Linked DNA regions of Homo sapiens: region 2 is linked to region 1. The links are chromatin loops, found by intact Hi-C in ENCODE. Cell type or tissue: A673. All regions are shown on one strand. Links, peaks and the distances in the headings refer to the core of each region. The heading gives the core; the rest is flanking DNA. Region 1 overlaps KAZN (kazrin, periplakin interacting protein). Region 2 has its middle 270 kb from the start of PRDM2.

Region 1 (2,912 bases), core at 206-2,705:
TGAGAATTAAGGCCCAGAGAGAATGATGCTTTCTCAGACCCTCAGGAACATTCCTTCCTGATTTGCCAGTAAGTGGCAGAGCTGGGACCAAGACCCAGGTGGCTCTAATCTCATCTTCATTCTCCTCATTCTCCAAGATGGTGGCCCTCCCTCTTGTGCCAGGGACTCCCAGATGCCCACTCTTGGGCACAGCAAAGAACCCAGATGCTCAGGCCTCATGGATTCCAAGGCCCCAGCAAGTGACATCCCTATTAGCCGGGGAGAAGGCCCTGGCTATTGTTCTGTTTGCTTTCCTTTGTGATGTATTGTTACATAGGAAATTTATTTCTTAACAATTTCACTTACAGCCCTTAAAACAAAATGGGGCTCTGGAGAACTGCATCATTAGCATTGATAAACATTTTACAATACCATCATGAGCAAATGGAAGTGTCTAATGAAAAGAAAAGAAGCACTGCCGAGTAATTAAAGAGGCTGCTGGGTTTTTATTATTATTTTTAGCAATTATGACTAAAAGCCTTAATCGTGCAGCACCCATTTTCCCATCTGTTTTGAACTCAGTTATTTAAGGAAAAAACATCATCATCGTCATTGTCAGCCCCAGGCCAACAGTCAAGATGCCCAAGCCAGCTTGGCTGGGCAGTGGGCTAAGGGTGCCCAGCCCCAAGGCCCTGTGACTTATCCCCGGTTCTAGAAGCCTTGCTCCAGGGCCCACCCTTGGAACTTTTTTGGTTCCCCTCCTCTCTTTTTCTCCCATCCTCCCTTTCCCTTCCCACAGAAGGTTTTGCTTCTGGGTCGGCACTGAGCCTTCTCCATCTATTATCTCTTGTCACTATGCAAAACAGCTGCCTGAAGCTACCATAATCTTTGCAGGCCACATATGGTAGATGTGGCTCAGAGACCAGAGAAGCTGAGAAGCTCGAAAGAGGACACACAGCTAGTGGGTAGCAGAGCCTGGGCTGGAACCTAGGTCCTTGGACTGTGCTGGGAGGATGGAGAAGATGCCCTCTGCTGCACAGTGCCTGAGTGAGTCTCAGGTCTGTTCGGCACCTTAAACAAGTGCCTTAATGTTGCTGAGTATTCATGTCCTGGTCTGTAGAAGGAGGATGACAACAGTAGTACTAACCAAATGAGGGGGGTTGGGAGCGTTCCGTGAGATCACATACGTCAGTTACACAAAGCACAGGGTCTGTGCTCAAGAAGCGACAGACTTGCTGGCCACAGTTCCCAAATGGTGCGGCTAAGCCGCCCTGGGGTGCTGCAGTGAGGTCAGCTGTGGGAAGTCAGCTGTGGGATAGTGCAGTGCTGTGGGATAGTCTGAAGTTTCAAGGAAAACACAGCGACACCTGTCGGACCCTGGGTGAACTACTGGCTCAAGGTAGTCACAGTTTCAACATTCCATTCCGCTACATTCCCTTTGATGACAGCATTTGTTTGTGAAACTGGGTATTGGCCGTTGCTATGATTAAAAAGCAAGTACCACCAAGACCAGTGCAGAATGGGAAATAAAGGTGTTGGAGTCCAGTCCTAGTTCAAGGTTGGAGGATTGGTGCAGTCCCCAGTAGGCACACAAGTTCCATTTGTAAGTACTTGTGATTATTTAAGAACAAAATGAAGGCCGGGTGCAATGGCTCATGCCTGTAATCCCAGCACTTTGGGAGGCCGAGGCAGGTGTATTGCTTGAGCTCAGGAGTTCAAGACCAGCCGGGCCAATATGGTGAAACCCCCTCTCTATAAAAAATATATAAATTAGCTGGGTATGGTGACACATGCCTGTAGTTCCAGCTTCTAGGGAGGCTGAGGTCAGAGGATGCCTTGAGCCCAGCAGGCAGAGGTTGCAGCGAGCCAAGATTGCACCACTACACTCCAGCCTGGGTGACAGAGCAAGACTCTGTCTCAAAACAAAAGGAAAAGAACAAAATGAAACTTATTTTTTTTCTTTCAACATATATGTATTATTTTTTCAACTGGCTATTACAATGTTAGAACATAAATACTTAGTAAGTTGTTTGGCCCTACCTATTTAGTAAACGAAGTGGTTAGGGATTTCTTTTGGCCCTACGGTGCCATGAGAAAAATTACTGAGACTCTAAGAGTGCCATAAACTGAGAAAATATCAGGACACCTGCCCTGTGGCACACTCAGTGACTCAGTGTTCGTTTCAAACTCCTTTAACCGATAGGTATTTTCTGAATGAACAGGGAAATGGAAGCACATCTTCCCTCCTTCCCCTATGTTCACGGAGCAAGCAGAAGAGTTTGCTGCATGAGATTTGGGAAGAAATTCAAAAATGTAGCTCCAAACAGCTCCCTGGGTGGTTCAGACATGAGCAACCACTTTCTTAGAAGACAAGTGCGCTGAGTGTTTCTCGGGGATCTGTGGCTGCAAAGCGGATCAGCTCTGATTTCAGCCCCAGACTTTCTGACAGAGGGACTTTCCGCCCACTGCCCCAGGCTTGGTAATTAAGCAGTCTGAGTGATTGCAGAATTCTCGCATGTTCCCGGCAGCCTGTGCTTGGAGTTACCATGAAAGCAAGTCAGGACAAGTCCCAGAGAAACTTAGCTGGTGAAGAGGAAATGGCATTTATTTCAAATACACAACCCAGAGTTTGAAGTTGATGAAATGGGAACAGAGAAGTTCTTTCCCGTTGCCCCACCCGCCGTGCAATATTGATTTGCAAATTTTCCAGCAGCCACCGCCGCTGCAACACTTCAGCAATAGTTGAATTAATGACCGTGGCAGTGCAGCCTCGTGCCGTAGGGTGGGACCTCCTGGAGCCTTCAGAGTCGGGCAGAGATGCTTCCTGGGAGGTGTCCGGATGACCTCTCTTTCGGGGAGTGGGGGAGTTCTGGAAGTTTCCATACAAGGAGCAGTTCAAGTGTTGGAGGCCCCCGGTTCTCCCAGGGCCCCTT
Region 2 (2,912 bases), core at 173-2,672, 770 kb before region 1:
AAAGGTGTGGCTATGGGATGGAAAGTGAGGGGTGATAATTGTGGTCACTCTTGCAGTCAATCTACCACAGTGAGAAGGGTGCAGGTCGCAGCATTAAACAGGCTGGCAGGGAAAGCTCTCCCTGAGAAACTGACAGTTGGACAAAGACTCGAAGCAGATGAGGGAGCTGGTGAGGCAAGTGGTGTAGATAAGAGGGTGCCAGGTGGAGGGCATGGCTAGAGCAAAGGCCCTGGGGCAGGGACGCACCTGGGGCATTCCAGACACAGCAGGAGAGTGAGGCTGGAGGGCAGAGTGAGAGCAGCAGGGGAGGACAGAGAGGCCACCTGATGAGTGCAGGTCAAGGCAGGGACTCTGCCTTCCACCCTGAGTGACATGGAGGGGTGGGCGCTAGAGAGGTTTGGGCAGGAGGTCAGGATCTAACTTGCAGTTTTAAAAGATGATTTCAAGTTCTGTGTTGAGACTAGATAGTAGGGGGCAAGGGTCCAAGCAGGGGGACCTGATGGGAGGCTCCTGGGGAGGAGATGGTGACTCACGCCCTGGGAAATTCACAGCACCTGCCCCTAGACGCTGTGGGACGTCACATTCTAGGGCTGTTTTGAGGCTTGAATAAGATGCTGATGCCAAGTGTATAGCTCGGTGCTCAGGATATGACAGATGTTCAACAATGGAAAGTGGGTGGTGGTGTTTTGTTAAGGTGGGTGCTTTTAATAATTATTACATCAGAAGGAATCACTTCCTGATATTTTGGACCTGTTATTTGGTAAGTGTGGCACTTACCACCTTGCAACTTGAGTATTTATTCGCATTGCTATTTCCCAGCAAGACTGGGAGCTTCCTGAAGTCAGGGAATACATCTGCAGCCCGATAGTCCCAACTCTCAGCATCATGCCCAATGCACAGGTGAATGGAATGAATTCACTCCGCAGCGACTTCTGCTGTGAAGTCAAGGAGGGCTGGAGCTGCGTCTTAATTATCTCTATTTCCACGGGGCAAAGTCTAGTGTCTTCTCATAACCGGTGGGTCTATCTGATTGAATTACATTGTTTCCATGTCATCACCTGAATGTAAAATGTTTTCCTCTGAATTAGGAAGCTCTCATGAGCCCTCCAGAGTTCATGATTCCAGCTGGTTTCCTGCCAAGCTGAACGTCCTCCTGCAAGAAGGGCTGGGTCCTCCCTGATTTACATGGTTATTGGAGATGGAGCCCAGGAGGGGGAGGCAGAGGACAGCAAAAAGCAGGGAGAGGGAGCAGCACAGTCCAGGCGGCTCTCCAAGTCCTTCTTTCTCATCAGACCCGTAACACCGAGGTGGGCCTGAGCTCTCCTAAGCCTTTGCTGCTCCTTCCCTTCCTCAAGCCCTACCTATTTCTCTCCCCTTCCTCTGCTTTCTCTCCCTGCCTCCTCTTCCTTCCCTCCCTCCTACTCCTTCCCTCCCTCCTACTCCCTCAACACACCTGAGTGAGAGGCTGCTCAGGGACCAGGTAGGAAAATGGCAACAGCAATAGCGATAGGAGGCAACGAAGACCACCTTTCAGGGACAATGGGAGGGCAAGTGGGGGCGCCTTTTGGACCCCAGAGCTCTTTGCTTGAACTTCTTCTCAGCCCTGGCTCTGACCTGTCTTTACAGTGGCGGCAGCAGGTCCTCACAGTGCTTTCTGGGGGTGGGGTCCTGCAGTCTTGATGTGTGAAGCAGATCTCACTATCCTTGGAAGGACTCCATGGGATGGACAGGGTCACTGACAAGGAAGCCCTGGCTTAGAGTGGTGACCTGACATCTCTGGGGCCACACGGCTGGTGAGTGGTGACGCCAGGATCTGAACTCAGGAGGACCCAGGGTAGTCTCTTGGTGTCTACCACAGTAGCCCCCTGGCCACAGGAGGCTGGCTTTTGGGTGCTCCAAGTGTGGCTATCTGAGTTGAGATGTGCCGTAAGTGTAAAATAGACACAGGATTTCGAAGCATTAGAATGAAACACAGTATAATATATGGCATTAGGAATTTTTTATAATTTTTTATATTGGTTACTTGTTGACCTGGTTGTTTTTTGATATATTACATAAAATAAAGGTTGCTGAAATTCATTTGACCTTTTTCTTTTTACTTTTTTAAATGCACTATCAGAAAATTAAAAATTACATATATGGTTTACCATACAGTACTATTGGACAGCACTGGTCTACAATGTATGTCTTAAATCACTGCGTTCTACTGTGTCTGTATAACTGGTCCCACCCCACCCCTCAGCCCAGCTAGACTTTAAACTTCTTAAAGGCAGGAGTCAGGGCTTACTCACTGTTTTATTTTCTGTAGCACCTTAGATGGGATGCAGCACAGATTAAAGTTATTTTTTTCAAAGCTTTTTATTTTGCAGTCATTAAACTCTCAGGAAGTTGTAAAAATAGCACAGAAGGTACCTGGTAGTTGGCTTCCCTCAGGGCTGACATCTTACCTAACTGTGGTTGGCTGTCTAGGTTTTGGACAAACGTGTGTGGACTGACTTAAGAGTGCATTAATTAAGAAGGTGCCCACTCTCACCTACCCTGCAAGGAATGCAAGTCTTCCAGAGCTGGAAACTGAAGGACTGATTGAGAAGGATTACCTCAGGGAGCCTTTGGAATCTCCCCACCCTTCCCCAAGTGCACCCAATAATACATTGAGGCGACCCTTTGGGAATCAGTGGTGGCCAGCATCCAGCAGTGTAGGCATGGAGACAGTGTGGCCTGGGGGGAAATACAGAGGCCTGGGGGTCAGACTGTCCCAGTCAAGTCCTGCGTTCACCACTGAGGACTGGTGACCACTGCACTTCACTCCCCCAGACTCATTCTCCCCATCTGAATGGAGCCAATGATAGTGCGTTGCCTCTGGGCTGGTTGTTGGGATTGGCTGTGACAGAGTAGGAGAAGTGCCTTCATAC

What was found. Hi-C counts contacts between places; a loop is a spot of excess contacts. Peaks named below come from ENCODE experiments on the same cell type or tissue, not always from the same donor. Only the 100,000 strongest peaks of a DNase experiment are listed, where the experiment ranks them.
Region 2: a loop joins it to region 1, with 6 times the contacts of the local background. A loop is called at or near these places in 4 of 110 quality-filtered maps.

Annotation. Positions count from the first base shown.
Region 1 is chr1:14,730,741-14,733,652 of GRCh38, forward strand. All of the region lies in intron 1 of KAZN (kazrin, periplakin interacting protein), which reads left to right. Among named protein-coding and RNA genes, the nearest start is that of KAZN, 130 kb to the left of the region's middle. RefSeq lists enhancers at 1,003-1,724, 1,725-2,446, 2,447-2,912. In A673, for the core only: CTCF peaks have their summits at 1,352 and 1,557; DNase peaks (open chromatin) are centred at 1,351 and 2,481; H3K4me3 peaks cover 530 bases; H3K27ac peaks cover 1,020 bases.
Region 2 is chr1:13,964,774-13,967,685 of GRCh38, forward strand. It overlaps a transcript of KAZN not described here. Among named protein-coding and RNA genes, the nearest start is that of PRDM2, 270 kb to the left of the region's middle. In A673, for the core only: a CTCF peak has its summit at 1,205 (motif pointing right); a DNase peak (open chromatin) is centred at 1,218.